2 separate regions of the Homo sapiens genome follow, and region 2 is linked to region 1. Evidence: read pairs that join two places in POLR2A ChIA-PET (ENCODE). Cell type or tissue: B cell. All regions are shown on one strand.

What was found. Peaks named below come from ENCODE experiments on the same cell type or tissue, not always from the same donor. Only the 100,000 strongest peaks of a DNase experiment are listed, where the experiment ranks them.
Region 2: POLR2A ChIA-PET joins it to region 1 with 5 read pairs; 2 of 35 experiments call an interaction of 5 or more read pairs at or near these places.

Annotation. Positions count from the first base shown.
Region 1 is chr2:207,654,051-207,662,050 of GRCh38, reverse strand. It overlaps the pseudogene RPS29P9. Among named protein-coding and RNA genes, the nearest start is that of LINC01857, 4.3 kb to the left of the region's middle. In B cell, no CTCF peak of the experiment used is centred here; a DNase peak (open chromatin) is centred at 117; H3K4me3 peaks cover 434 bases; H3K27ac peaks cover 1,872 bases.
Region 2 is chr2:208,307,723-208,315,722 of GRCh38, reverse strand. It overlaps PIKFYVE (phosphoinositide kinase, FYVE-type zinc finger containing), which reads right to left. Exons shown (of 42, transcript NM_015040.4): 13 at 3,428-3,487; 14 at 1,300-1,429; 15 at 350-530. Among named protein-coding and RNA genes, the nearest start is that of PIKFYVE, 45 kb to the right of the region's middle. In B cell, a CTCF peak has its summit at 515 (motif pointing left); DNase peaks (open chromatin) are centred at 252, 2,798, 3,572 and 4,202; H3K4me3 peaks cover 4,870 bases; H3K27ac peaks cover 7,253 bases.

The DNA of each region.
Region 1 (8,000 bases):
CTCCATCTCCTGACCTTGTGATCTGCCGGCCTCGGCCTCCCAAAGTGCTGGGATTATCGGCATGAGCCACTCTGCCCAGCCAGCCCCACTTCTTAACACTGTGACATTGGTGATTATGTTTCAAAACATGAGATTTAGAGGGAACACAAACCTTCAAACCATAGTAGACTTCCAGTATCTGAATTTCAGTCACTCTCCAGAAGTCACACGTTAGTGTGTTTGGACAAAAAAAGCATTTATTACTATGTTTTTTCTCAAATATGGAGACTAAAAAAGGTCTCACTTAGGCCTGGCGCGGTGGCTCATGCCTGTAATCATCCCAGCACTTTGGGAGGCTGACGCAGGAGAATCACTTGAACCCGGGAGGCGGAGGTTGCAGTGAGCCGAGATCGTCCCACTGCACTCCATACTGGGTGACAGAGCGAAGCTCTGTCTCAAAAAAAAAAAAAGGTCTCACCTAGAATGCGTTTCTGGAGAATAGTATTATTGCTGGAAAATTTCATAGAATGGAGATAAAAGAAAGATAAATAGGAAGTTAGTGAATTTCTGGAGCTAGTCTCCAGATCAGAACTCTCTCTAATTGGTTTAGGAGAATTGCAACTTTGAATACAAATGGCAATATTCAAGAGAAATAAAAGAAAGAAAGAAAGAAAGAGGCAGAAGACCCTTTCCCAGAGTCACACACAACAATGGGAAACAAGCTAGTGACCATATGATCTCTCCAGGCAGTATCAGCAACAAACTAAGCTAAACAATGCCCAGAGTTACTCAGCCAGGCAATGTCCACGGCTACACACCTCAGGAATGGCGACAGCAGCTCCCAGCCACCCCTGCATTCCTGCGTGCTGTCGCTTCTCCTTCCTGCTTCTCCCTGAGCCTGACCCACCTCATCACCCCATGCTGGATGCCTGGCCCTGCAGCTGGCCTCCTAGGCTCCAGTCTGTCCCACCGCCAAACTGTGAAGCACCTTCCTCTGAGTTTGCTCCGTAAAATACAGGTGTGTTTGTGTCCCTCCGAACTTTAAACTACTTCAGGGAATGGCCCATTGCCTTCACCAGACTGTTTCTACTTTGTAACTGTGATTCACGCTCCTCGGGATATGGTCTTAAACCCCCTTTCGTCACACCCTTCTCTCTGGTGAGAGGAGTTCCCCAAGGTTCCGTCATGGAGGAGCCGGACTATTCACATCTCCACTGGGAGTTCCTGATGGGGTGTTCCCCTCCCCACCTCAAGCACATCTTGATCCCTAGGGCAAAATCCACTTCCGTTAGAAAGAAAAATGACATTGAGGGGATCGCCTTTGGGAAGCCGTCTCTCACCATGTCCCATAGCCCACCAGCCCCCTCCAACAGATCTGAGTCCTCCTTCCTGTGGACCTCACTGGTGTGCAGGGCTGATCATGTGGGCAGGCTTGTGATATTTATTTATTTATTTAATTTATTTATTTTTGAGATGGAGTTTCACTCTTGTTGCCCAGGCTGGAGTGCAATGTCGCGATCTCGGCTTACTGCAACCTCCGCCTCTGGGGTTCAAGCGATTCTCCTGGCTCAGCCTTTCGAGTAGCTGGGATTACAGGCACCCACCATCATGCCCAACTAATTTTTTTTAATATTTTTAGTAGAGATGGGGTTTCACCATGTTGTCCAGGCTGGTCTTGAACACCTGACCTCGTGATCCACCCGCCTTGGCCTCCCAAAGTGCTGGGATTACAGGAGTGAGCCACCATGCCCGGTGTGATTTTTATTTATTATCTGCCTCCCCTAGAAGACCAGAGATCCTTAAAAGCAGAGCCAATATCTTTTTTTGAGACAGGGTCTCACTCTGTTACTTGCTTAGGCTGCAGTACAGTGAGGCTCACTGCAGCCTCGACCTCCTAGGCTCAGGTGATCCTCCCACCTCAGCTACCTAAGTAGCTGGGACCACAGGTGTCCACCACCACACCCAGCTAATTACTTTGATTTTTTTTTAGTAGCGAGGAGTTCTCGATATGTTGCCCAGGTTTGTCTTGAACTCCTCAGCTCAAGCGATCCTCCTGCCTCAGCTTCCCAAAGTGCTGGGATTACAGATACGCGCCACTGTGCCCGGCCCAGAGCCAATATCGTATTCAGTTTTCAAACTCTGTTACCCAGCACGGGGACTGCCAGGTAATCTGCATCGTTGATGTCTTCTGAAGGAAGGGAGGGGAGGATGAAGAAAGTTTGGTGGGTGGGTGGACAAGCAGGCGCGAAGGAAGACACAGGACCAAGCTTCTCCTCCACCCCTGCCCCGGCTGACCCTGCTGCCTTGTTCTCTGTGCTCGGGATCAGAGGACTTGCCCTGGCTGCTCTGGCTGCTGCACGCACATCTCTCCGGAACCCCGTCTCAACATCCCAAAGCTAAATATCACTTAGTCCTCACAAATGGGACCCTTCCACTTCCAGATGTGGGGGGCCAAAAGGGGAGCTTAGATCCAGGGATTGCAAACTGATGGTTCAGTGCAATCTGACAGATCAAGCCTTGGATTATTGAGGAGAAAACTATCATGTATGAAGCATCTACTCCATGCAAGCCAACACACAAGGCCTGCAGACTGATTACATTTCAGTTCCTTTTCAGTCTTTTGAGAGAGGTGTTATTATCCCCACTGCTCAAATGAGGAAAGTGAGACACAGCCAGGATTCCAGCTGTTTCCTTAATGCCAAGGCCATTCTCTGATTACCACACCTTGACACCTCAAGGTTGGAGTCTTCTGAGACTTACAATAGAATGCTCCTTTTTTTTTTTGAGACGGAGTTTTGTTCTCATTGCCCAGCCTGGAGTACAGTGGTGTGATCTCAGCTCACTGCAACCTCTGCCTCCTGGGTTCAAGCGATTCTCCTGCCTCAGCCTCCCAAGTAGCTGGGATTACAGGCATGCACCACCATGCCTGGCTAATTCTGTATTTTTAGTAGAGACAGGATTTCACCATGTTGGTCAGGCTAGTTTCGAACTCCTGACCTCAAGTGATCCACCTGCCTCAGCCTCCCAAAGGGCTGGCATTACAGGTGTGAGCCACCGTGCCCAGCCTGGTCCATTATTTTAATAACTATTTACTAGATGTCTGCTGTATGGTTCATGGACTTAGAGGATTTTAGAGCTGGAAGGTGTCTTAGAGAACACCAAATATAATCCCCTTATTATATTATATAATATTATTTTTATTTATTTATTTATTTTTGAGACAGAGTCTCACTCTGTCGCCCAGGCTGGAGTCCAGTGATGCGATCTCGGCTCACTGCAACCTCCACCTCCTGGGTTCAAGCAATTCTCATGCCTCAGCCTTCTGAGTAGCTGGGACTAGACAAAGTTTCATTCTTGTCACCCAGGCTGGTGCAATGGTGCGATCTCAGCTCACTGCAACCTCCGCCTCCAGGGTTCAAGCAATTCTCCTCAGCCTTCTGAGTAGCTGGGATTGCAGGCACCTGCCACTACACTAATTTTTGAATTTTTAGTAGAGATGGGGCACCTGCTACTACACTAATTTTAGTAGAGACAGGCACCTGCCACTACACTAACTTTTGTATTTTTAGTAGAGACAGGCTGTGGGGCGGGGGTGGTGTTCACTATGTTGGCCAGGCTGGTCTCAAACTCCTGACCTCAGGCGATCCACCTCAGCCTCCCAAAGTCTGGGATTACAGGCGTGAGCCACTGCACCTGGCCAAATCCCCTTACTTTATAATGAGGAAGCTGACAACTTGATGGGATCTGTAACAGTGCAGTGAGGGATCTGCAACAGTGCAGTGAACACATGTATGATATAATCATGCTCGGCAGAGATTTTTTTCTAATTGATTGTGTAATAGTATTTTTTTAAATATTAAAGCAATACAAGCTCAGTGTTAAAAAAATGAAAAACTAAATAAAACCAGAAATTAAAAATAACACATAATACATATTCCAAAAATGCTAACTTGGTTTTAGATTTGATTTGCTTGTTCCTCATTTTAGGCCTTGCTAAGCAGATGTATTTATTAGGTGAATGATCATATATTTATACATATACACAGTTATATACATACAAAATTAGTTGCTATTATATTCTTTATAAAATATAGTGTTTTTTACTACATATTGTGAATATTTTGTTTTATTAAAATTCTCCATAAATATTCTTTTTTTTTTGTATTTTTTTTTTGAGACGGCGCTTCACTGTGTCTCCCAGGCTGGAATGCAGTGGTGTGATCTCGGCTCACTGCAACCTCCGCCTCCTGGGTTCAAGCGATTCTCCTGCCTTGGCCTCCTTGTTAGCTGAGACTACAGGCCCACGCTACCACGCCTGACTAATTTTTGTATTTTTAGTAGAGACGGGTTTTCACCATGTTGGCCAGTCTGGTCTCGAACTCCTGACCTTAAGTGATCCCTCCACCTTGGCTTCCCAAAGTGCTGGGATTACAGGCATGAGCCACTGTGCCCGGCCTGTATAAATATTCTTCAGTGATTAAAATAGCTATAATCAGTGAGTAATACTTTCTCACTGGTTATAAAATTTTTAAATATAATTCCAAAATAAAAACTACCTATTATCCCATCACCAAGAAATAACTATCATTAACACCTTGACTTGGCAAGGGGTGGGGCATTTCTTTTAGCTCTGTTTGTGCATATGTATATAATTGAGACAAATGGAATAGATGTTTTAAATTCTTGATACATTTTTGCCAAATTGTTTTTGAGAAAGTTTGTTCTGATTTAAATTCACAGCATCAGTGAATGAAAATGTTTATCTCATGATAGTCTCACCAACAATGTTTTTTAAATTTTTGCTAATTCGATAGTGGGAAAATGGTTGTGAATGTGAACTTATAAAAAATAAATATCAGTTGTTATGAAAATTATTGCTTCCTGCTGGGCGCGGTGGCTCACGCCTGTAATCCCAGCACTTTGGGAGGCCGAGGCCTCAATCACGAGGTCAGGAGATCAAGACCATCCTGGCTAACATGGTGAAACCCTGTCTCTACTAAAAATACAAAAAATTAGCCGGGGGTGGTGGCAGGCGCCTGTAGTCCCAGCTACTCAGGAGGCTAAAGCAGGAGAATGGCGTGAACCCGGGAGGTGGAGCTTGCAGTGAGCTGAGATTGTGCCACTGCACTCCAGCCTGGTGACACAGTGAGACTCCAGCTCAAAAAAAAAAAAAAGAAAGAAAGAAAATTATTGCTTCCTTATAATTATTTTATGGAGCACATAAAATTAAGCATATAATATTAAGAAGTCGAGATATCTAAGTTCTAGTTTATATCATGCATGGCTTAAAAACAGTTTTGTAAGACTGAATTATATTAAATAGAATCAAAAGAATAAGAATAAGTAAAGGCAAGTTGTAGAGCCTCAAGTAAGACTTCTGTAGAAGACATGAAGCCACCATCTCTCTTGTAAGCTATTTGCTAATTTGTCTGTTTATTTCCTACTGTGTTCCAAAAAGGGAACAACTAATATTAATAGATTGATGTATATAGCACAATGCAAAGCAGTCAGATCCCACCTGCAACTAGAATTTCTCAAATACTCTACTTGGGTATATTTTGGAACCTCAACTGATTTGGAGGAATACACATGAAAGGCATAATTCCCAGAATGCTAGAATTACAGAGCAACTTCAGAAAAAGTTTAATTACTACCTTCCTAAGGTGTCCCAATGCTGCTGTATGTACTCCTCCTGTTACTTTGCACCTAAAATTTTAAAAATAAATATTTATGCCTGTAAAATTCCTAGTATGGATCGTACACCACTGTTGACCTTCATACTGTGACTGCACTGTCTGCTGAAGGAAAAGGAAATCATATTTGTGGAATATACAGTGTTTGGTTTTGGTATTTAGAGTTCCCAGGCCTGATAGGATTCCCTTTCCATACCTGAGAGGAGGCACAGATGGTTTGTGATGTTGGTGTGTAAGGCTACCGCTGGGATCTCTAGATAAATACATGAGACAATCTGGGGAGAAGTAGAGCAAGAGTGTAGTGGAAATGTTTGGATTGGATTTAATAAACATTAAGACACATGGGAACAAATGCAAAATTCTGGACTCTGTTATAGCCCATGAATGCAATTTGATGCTGTCATTAGTGTTGCCCTCTGCAAAATGAAGTCTTTTCTGACTGAATGTATTTTCTGGTCTGGGGCCATTACTTGTCAACAATTAATGGTGTAATTGTTCTTGGGCCTTTACGTTAAAAATGCATGATGATCTGGCTGGACATGGTGGCTCACACCTGTAATCCCAGCACTTTGGGAGGCCGAGGCAGGTGAATCACCTGAGGTCAGGAGTTCGAGAACTCCAGGCCCAGCCTGGCCAACACGGTGAAACCTTGTCTCTACTAAAAATAAAAAATTAGCTGGGTATGGTGGCATGCGCCTGTAGTCCCAGCTACTCGGGAGGCTGAGGCAGGAGAATTGCTTGAACCCAAAAGGCGGAGGTTCAGTGAGCCGAGATCGTGCCACTGCACTCCAACCTGGGTGACAGAGTGAGACTCCGTCTCCAAAAAAAGGAAAAAGCATGATGATTATGATAATGGAGGAATGGAATTAAAACTCTTTCCCTGTGTAGTCCCAGCTACTCAGGAGGCTGAGGCAGGAGAATGGCGTGAACCCAGGAGGCGGAGCTTGCAGTGAGCCGAGATCGCACCACTGCACTCCAGCCTGGGCGACAGAGCAAGACTCCGTGTCAAAAAAAACAAAACAAAAAACAAAACAAAACAAAAAAACCTCTCCCTGACATCGAAGGCCTTAGACAGCAGGGATCTAACCCACGTTTAAAGCTTAATCTCTCCCCTATGCAAAACTTTGTGAGGAAAACTAGTTACTCAACATTCTCTCTCCACCACTATTGCTTTATTAGTGCTCATTGCTCCTTCTGGAATGCTGCTCTTACTAAGGCTGTCTGGCAGTTCTGTCAAGGATCATTTCAAATGCTACTTCCTCCATGATACACCTCTTCTATGAACTCTTTTCTACTCTGATGAAGTTTCTTTTCTCTTTTTTTTTAATTAAAGATTTTTTAAAAATAAATGTTTATTTTATGTACAAAAAAGCATCATGGTTTTTCATTGGGTAGATGCCTTGGATTATCCTTTGAAGGAAGATCATTTAGTTCAACTTAATGAAACCGATATCCTTCACATACTGACGGAAACACTGGCTGCACTTATTGAGGCCGTATTTCCGGATCAGACCGTGCTGGTTTGAGCAGACGCGACAAGAGCGAGAACCGCGGCCAAATTTTCGCGGGTGGCTCCAGTACAGTTCTTGGTGACCCATCTTGCTCTCAGGAGTTTAACATGGTAAAAGTAAAAAAAAAAAATTTTTTTTTTTTTTGAGGCAGAGTTTCGCTCTTGTCGCCCAGGCTGGAGTGCAGTAGCACGATTTTGGCTCACCATAACCTCTGCCTCCCGGGTTCAAGCCATTCTCCTGCCTCAGCCTCCCGAGTAGCTGGGATTACAGGCATGTGCCACCACACCTGGCTAATTTTGTATTTTTAGTTGAGACAGGGTTTCTCCATTGTTGGTCAGGCTGGTCTCGAACTCCCAACCTCAGGTGATCAGCTCACCTTGGCCTCCCAAAGTGCTAGGATTACAGGCGTGAGCCACTGCGCCTGGCCAAGATTTTTTTTTTCAAGATCAGTTTTAGGTTCACAGCAACATGGAGAGGAAGGTAAACAGATACCTCATATACTTGTCCCCACAGATGCATAACCTTTACCATTATCAACATCCTGCACCAGAGGGGTGCACTCGTTACAACTGATGACGCCATACTGACACATCATATCCCCCAAAGCCCATAGTTTATATTAGTGCTCTCGGTGTTATTCATCCTACGGGTTTGCACAAATGTATAGTGAAATGTATCCACCATGACAGTATCATGCAGAGTATTTTCACTGCACTAACCCCAGGCTCCAACCCTTAGCAACCACCGATATTTTTACTGTCTCCATAGTTTTGCCTTTTCCAAAATGTCATGCAGTAAGCAGCCTTTTTTGGATTGG
Region 2 (8,000 bases), 650 kb before region 1:
AAGCAAATTACCCACTGCTTTTCCTCCAAACAGTGATCACAATCTGTGAGAACAGGCTTTCTCATAGCTGACTTGTCAAGAAGAGGAAGCAAGAAAGGAAGAACCTATCTCTGTTTGGGTTCCCAACTCATCTCCGATATAACTCATCCTTTCCATTGACCTTTCACTTCCTATGCGTGGCTTCCATGACTCCTAAGTGCGCTGCTAACAAAGCAGACAGCAAAACCTCCTACTCCTCACCTAGCACCCCTCAGGGTAATGACTCTTTTCAGATTACCATTAAGACAAAAATTACAATCAGTCCTGCCTCATCAGTTCCTAGCATTAGTAAAACATTAGCAGAGCTCACTTTTTTGATGTGGACAAACTGACGGATATCCATGTCATCATCCTGGTTCTTGACATCAGGTCGGACTGTCTGAACAACCTGGCAGACCAATGACACGATGATGTCCCTCCAAGATGATGACAGTGAGTCACTATGGAGCAACTGCTGGAGTAGTGCCATCATGTGGTTATGATTAGCTGAACTACAAAAATATTATAAGAAAGAAGTTTGCATAGTTAATACTGCCAGAGACAATAATTCTGATGATAAAACAAACAGCCTACAAAGAAATAAACATTTCAATTACGGCTCACAGATAAGATTTTCTAGGTCAATATCATTCTTTCATTATATCTGTACCTTAAGGATTTTGCATATAAATGAAATCTGAATATCTTCCACTAAGAAGTCCCCTGCAATTGACTGAAATGAAATTTTAACACGTAAAATGGGGACAGACAAGCACAGTTTGGGGCTTTTGTTTTTGTTTTTTTTCTCTGAGACGAAGTCTTGCTCTGTTGCCTAGGTTGGAGTGCAGTGGCGCGATCTCAGCTCACTGCAACCTCCGCCTCTTGAGTTCAAGCAATCCTCCTGTCTCAGCCTCTGAGTAGTTGGGATTACAGGCCAGCGCCACCACGCCTGGCTAATTTTTGTATTATTAGTAGAGACGGGGTTTTACCATGTTGGCCAGGCTGGTCTCAACCTTCTGAGCTTGTGATCCTCCCGCCTCAGCCTCCCAAAGTGCTGGGATTACAGGCGTGAGCCACTGCACCCAGCCGGGGCTCTTGGTTTTATAAGAAATTTAATCACAAGTCAAAATAGACTGTATTTCCTAAGTAACCTTAGTATTTTTTTACTTTCTAAGGAAAAAGAAAAAGACCTCCCTTTTTAAGAGGAATGATGCATATGCTTATCAAGTCACTGAAGATAATAAAAGTGAAAAATTAAAATTAAAAATTTCATTGCCTTACAGCAACCTCTCCATGGCTTGTTTCTCCCCATTCTCCTCCCTCAGGAGCTCCAGGTTGTTATGATGCCAGCCCAAAGGTGTGAAAGGCAGCTCTTTGGATTTTTCCTCTACTCGGCGATTAAATAAGGATTCTAAGTACAATATAAAATAAGAAGTTATTACTTCATTGTCCTGTTTTATACCATCTACTCATATATTTAGAAATTGCCCTTTGTCTTTATAAATGTTTTAAGTTAGCCAACATAAATTATTGGTGTAAAAAGGCAAGAACATGTAATAAACATATAAATAAAATGCATAAGAAAATACTTACAAATACATAAAATACACTAAAAATACAGAAATGCAAGAATTAAGAAGAGCAGTAATTGGCAACAGCCAAAATCAGAAACAGAACTGTGAAAATCAAATGTACGTAACTAAGACTCTCAAGCCAATAATTATAAGCACAGCTTCTGAAAAGCAAATAAAATGAAACTTTTGCTTCTCCTTTTAATTTTTAAAAACGAGGGTGTTAATTTCCCCTTTAAAATCACAAACTGGGCCGCGCGTGGTAGCTCACGCCTGTAATTCCAACACTTTGGGAGGCCGAGGTGGGCAGATCACCTGAGGTCAGGAGTTCGAGACCAGCCTGGCCAACATGGCGAAACTCCATCTCTGCTAAAAACACAAAAATTAGCTGGGCGTGTTGGCACACGCCTGTAATCCCAGCTACAAGGGAGGCTGAGGCAGGAGAATCACTTGAACCTAGGAGGCAGAGATTGCAGTGAGCCAAGATCGCACCACTGCACTCCAACCTGAGTGACAGAGCGAGACTCCATCTCAAAAAAAAAAAAAAAAAAATCACAAACTGAAAACTGCATTCAACAGAAATCTGAATGCTGGCAAAAGAACACATGATAGCGAGAGTGATGAATTTTCAAGAAAGAAGCTCAGCTCAGATATCACAAAACAACAGATGACAGTGTAGAAAGTCTATTCAGACAATCCTCAATAGTGTTTCTCTTTCAATATTGGCACAGGGGTTTTTTAACAAAATTTTAGCAAGACAGACTCAAAAACATAAATATTAAAACATAATAAATAGCATTTATGTAGAATTTGTGTAAAATCTTTAAATTTTTTAAAGGATGAATGAAAATAGATAAGACAAAAAATAAATAATAAATGCTTAACAAAAAAATATGTTCACTAAATAACTGTTGAATAATCTGACCAAATAAGTGGAAAGAAAAGAAGTGGGAAATGCTTACAAAAATTCTCTAACCTGTCCCCTCTTAAAAGCAAAACAAACAAACAAAAAAACTTCCACCAAACAGCCCAGCAGATTACACAGTAAAGTATATGTCCATGACATGTGAAGTACAAGAATTGCACATTTCAATTACATAAAGGGCCACTCTGTAAACTTCTAGCCGAACCAGATGCTTGGAGATGAATTTAGAAGCACTGCCAAGCTATCAGATAAGCTGCAGTGGCTCCTTGTACCCGCTTGCCTTCTCTCTTTGATCTGAAACCGTGGGAGCCAAGAAGGAAGAGAAATTTTCTCCCATTATCTGAGGCCTAACCAGTGGAGTACTATGGACTAAGAATGTCTTTACTCTAGGAAGCTAAGCTAAGCTAAGTAGGGAAGGAATAGGAGAAGGCTAATCTCCTTTTGTGTCCAAAAGAAATTTATCATCAGAGTTAGTTCTTTAACCTCTACTGCCTGCTTCTCTTCCTCACTCCACAGGGCAAGCAGCATCCTTAACTGGAGATCTGCCTGTGGGCTTTTTGACAAATTTGACAATCCTTGATGATATTTATATCAATACTTAATATTATATTCACAATACAGTTAAGTGTAAACTATGTCTTTAAAAGAATTAAGTTCAAATTCTACTTAAAAGTTTTTAAACAATTACTTTTCACATCAGAGACCTCCTTCTCGCAAACCAAGTCCAAGTTTACATTCTTGGTTCTCAACATTCTCTAAATCATTATATATATTAAAAACTGTGTTCCCATGATACCACCATAATCAAATATATTTTCAGCACCTTCTCTGTGCTAATCAATGTGCTAAGCCCTAAGTATATCCTCATGAAAAAAAGAGACACCATTCCACATACAGCTTTTTATAAAATTACCTTTGATGAAAGCGTCACTTATTGAGAGCTGTTGTCCTCCAGTGTCAGAAATCAAATACTCTGCATACCAGGGAGACAACAGAGAGGAGGAACAAAAGTAGAGACATATGACTATAACATGTCAGCATAATTATATAGAGAATACGCCCACACACAAAATATTACTCATACTAAACCCATCACTGCCCGGCAAATTCAAGAAAGCTTTGGGTAAAAATGCCTCTTTATACTTGTTCTATGCACTTCATACTAAACTTAAGCAGACTTGCATTAATAACACAATAGAGCCGTGAAAACAATTCTCCTTAATTCAAATGTCAGATAGAGAAATGTTTTTCTCTTACCAAAACCAACCGGTTTATGAAAATTAAATCTTCAGATACTTGTACGACCATCCTAAAAGATTACAGTTCTTTTCACATGTAACTTGATGATTTAACAAATAATCACTTTGCCTATGCACAAAGCAGTTCATACAGAACCCACCTGATAAAACAATATAAACTTTTTTCAAATTTCAGAATATAAGCTATAAAACAAATTAATACAGAAGTGACATTGGCAGGAATAAAGATAAAACTCATCAGTATTTGTATTAGTTCCAAATAAGTGTTTTTGTTTTTCAAAAATTATATCAAACACTGCCAAATTTTTGCTAGACATTAACTGAACACACTCTGAATGCTTTTAATATATTAAATACTTTTCTTACAAGTGAAACTTACTCTTTACTTCCCCGTGAACTTTCTCTAGGTCTGTGACCAAGCATAGCTCAAATGAGGTTCTTTCCACTATGCAAATTAAAACATGATGCATGTAAACTCCTTTACGGTAAAGGATCTCCACAAAATTTTCTCCAAGTACATTTATAAACAACTGGGCTTTAAAAGTTACTATGTTTATAAGCCAATATGCTCATCCTTCCAACCAGGAAACAAAGAAAATATTTTATTTAGAAAGTTCAAGTGCACTATGCCAAATACAATAAAATCGAGTATGTGGGCAAGATAGATGTTACACTTTATTTCTACTCTTCCCTCACAGGAATGAGTAACACCAAATCCTATTAGTTCAATTAATGTATTGTTCTTTACCAGCCTTCTCACACTAAAGCTTAATTGTATCTATATGAGACTCCAGAAATGGTGGATTTTCCCCATTTAGTTATGAAAAAAATTCAAACCTACAGAAAATGCTGTATACCATCCACCTGAGTTCAACAATTGTTAAGGATTTGCCATATATGTGTATGTTTCTTCCCCCCGATCATTCAAAGTTACACACATCATGACACTTTACCACTAGGACATCAGCACAACTCTCATAAAAATAAAGGTATTCTTCTCTATAGCCACAAAATTATTTACATATTTGAGAAAATTAACAATGTCTTAATAGCACAGAATTAGCCCATACTCAAGTTTATCCAACTGTCTCCAAAATGTTTTTAATCCACAGTTTTTCTTCTTAAGCCTCGATGCAATCAAGTTCACACATGGCATTTGGTTCCTGTATCTCTTCATTCTCTTTTAATCTAGAACAGATCTCCTGTCTTTTTTTCTTTTCATAACATGAATTTAAAAGAACCCAGGTCAAATGTTCTGTGCAATGTCCCACATTCGGAGTACAATCCATTGTTTTCTCATGGTGTGTTTAACTTGCTCCTCTATCCCATGTTTTCCTATACACGGAAAACTACATCTAGAGATTTACGGAAGCCGTGATTTTCACCTTCTTCTCTAGGTTTTACTTGCTAACTTTCCAAGAATAGTTCAGAATCCTGCTTGTAATACATAATAAAATATATTTTAACTGTACAATTCTCCAAGACCAATAATGAAAAATTAAGCCAGTTTTACGAGCTTCTGAAAATAGGGTTTTCTCACTTCAGACAGAAAGCATAAGTAGTATTTTTTAAAGTACAGATATTTCAACCAATTTTATAAATCCAATTTTCCTCAGCCTGAAACAATATAGGACAATCCATAAGAAAATATTTAATAAGTACTACCTTTAATTTCAATGTAAAGATAAAAACCATTCCCATTTGTATTTATACAAAGGGAATGAAAACCAGAGGCAAAAGAATTCTATTATTTTTTCACGTAACTACCAGTCTCCCTGGAAATCTTTATTTTCTGATAATCAGTGTTCATCTTGACTATAACACTCAGCAAACTATTACGCTTCAACTTCACAAGAAAAAATGTAAAAAGAATAACTCGTTAGTATGTTAAAAACTAAGAGAGAACTGTGAAAGCCAGTAATATTTATTAAGAGACTTTTAAAGTCTTCAAATTATAAGACTGCAAATGACCTAAGAGGTCAATTTAATAATTATCTTCTTCCTAATGCTGGAACCTCCTCTGTAATATTCTCACTGAGTAGGCTAAAGGATTATAATTTCTTTTTAATTCTAGATCTAGATTTTTCAGTTCACAGATTTAGAATTAAAAGAAAACTTAGAAGTCCCCAAGTCTATATAACGCATCACCCAATGCAGGCATCTGTCCTCAATAACCATGACAGGTGGACATTCAGACACAACCTGGACACTTACCATGCACAGTGGCAAAAGTTCACTACTCCCAACTACTGAATCTAGTTCTTCCTTCAGCCATATGCAAAATAAATATAATTTCTTTCAGGTACTCTTCAGATACCTAAAGGAAACACCACGTCTTTTTTCCATTTTAAATAGTCCAGCTTTCCTTAGCATGGTTTTCAGATGTCTTAGGATCCTGGCAACCTCGTTCTATTCATAAATGAGAACTGAACACAAAACAGTAAATTGGATCCTCATTCTAGACATTATATGGCCACTAATGAAATCTATTATTGCCCTAGGGAGTGCCAGGGAGTGCGGGGTTGGCACATCACACTATTAAGTTTGCAAATAACTAAAACTTAGATCTTTATCACACAAATTATTAAGAGTGACTTTCTCCAAAGTACTAATAGTAAACATGTTAAGCCTTATTCTTTTATGTTTAACTGTGTTAACTTTCATCTTGTTAGTCTCAATCTATTGCTTGAGAAAATAAAGATCTTTAAATGTCAATTCTGCTATCCAACACGCTAGCCATTCTTTCCAGATTTTAATTATTTGTGGACCTAAAAAAACATTAAAAGTGCTGACCAAAAAAAAAAGTGAACAACTCTAAATATAGAGTCAAGTCCCTATAACATAACCTAGGAGCATCCACTTCCTGTTGACATCAAATTATTAATTATCCTTTCAATATTTTGTACAACAAGCTACAAATCCACGTGTTAATACTAGTAGTGGGCCGGGTGCGGTGGCTCACGCCTGTAATCCCAGCACTTTGGGAGGCCTAGGTTGGCGGACTGCCTGAGATCAGGAGTTAGAGACCAGCCTGACCAACAGGGTGAAACCCTGTCTCTACTAAAAATACAAAAATTAGCCGGGCATGGTGGCAGGAGCCTGTAATCCCAGCTACTTGGGAGGCTAAGACAGGAGAATCACTTTAACCCGGAAGGCGGAGGTTGCAGTGAGCCAAGACCAGGCCATTGCACTCCAGCCTGGACAATAAGAGCAAAATTTCGTCTCAAAAAAAAAAAAAAACCAACTACTAGTGTTATCATAAGCTCTTACATTCACCAGATACACTACACTCTTTGTGTTTTTCATATTAAAAGCTCATACTAAGTAGAATGGTGGTTACCAGAGGTTGAGGGAGTGAAGGGAATGGGGAGATGCTAGTCAAAGGGTAAAAAGTTTCATTCAGACAGGAGGAATAAGTTTTTGAGATATACTGTACAGCATGATGACTACAGTTAATAATAGTGTATTGTATATTTCAAAATTGCTAAGAGTAAATTTCAAAGGTTCTCACCACTAAGAATAATATGGAATTTTTTTTCTTTTTTTTTTTAGATAAAGTCTCACTCTGTCACCGAGGCTGGACTGCAGTGGCAAAATCATCGCTCACTGCAGCCTCAACCTGCCAAGCTCAAGCAATCCTCCCACCTCAGCCTCCCAAATAGCTGGGACCACAGGCGCACACCACCACACCCGGCTAATTTTTTTGTATTTTTTGTAGAGACGGGGTTTTGCCACATTGCCTAAACTGGTCTTGAACTCCTAGACTCAAGCAATCCGCCTGCCTCAGCCACCCAACTTGCTGGGATTACAGGCATGAGCCACTGCACCCTGCCCCAACAAAAAGGATTTGAAATGATGAATATGTTCATTAGTTTGGTTTAATAAACATATCTATCATTTCAAATCCTTATTCCTTAATCATTCCATATTTTATACATACTTTGTAACATCTTTTTATATCCCATAAATACATACAATTATAATTTGTCAATTTACAATTTTAAAAATAAAGCTCATACAGACTCCAAAGCCTGTGCTTTAAACAAGTATGACCATTGCCTTTGCCTCTTTTAACATATTTCAAGTACGAAATTGTCCTCTTTGTCTACAAAATTATTGAGAGATCATTAAATGTCTTATTAACATCAACAAAGATAGTATCTATTATAGTCTTCTGATTTATCAATCTTGTATCACCATAAAAAATGGAAATGGGGTTGTTTTGGA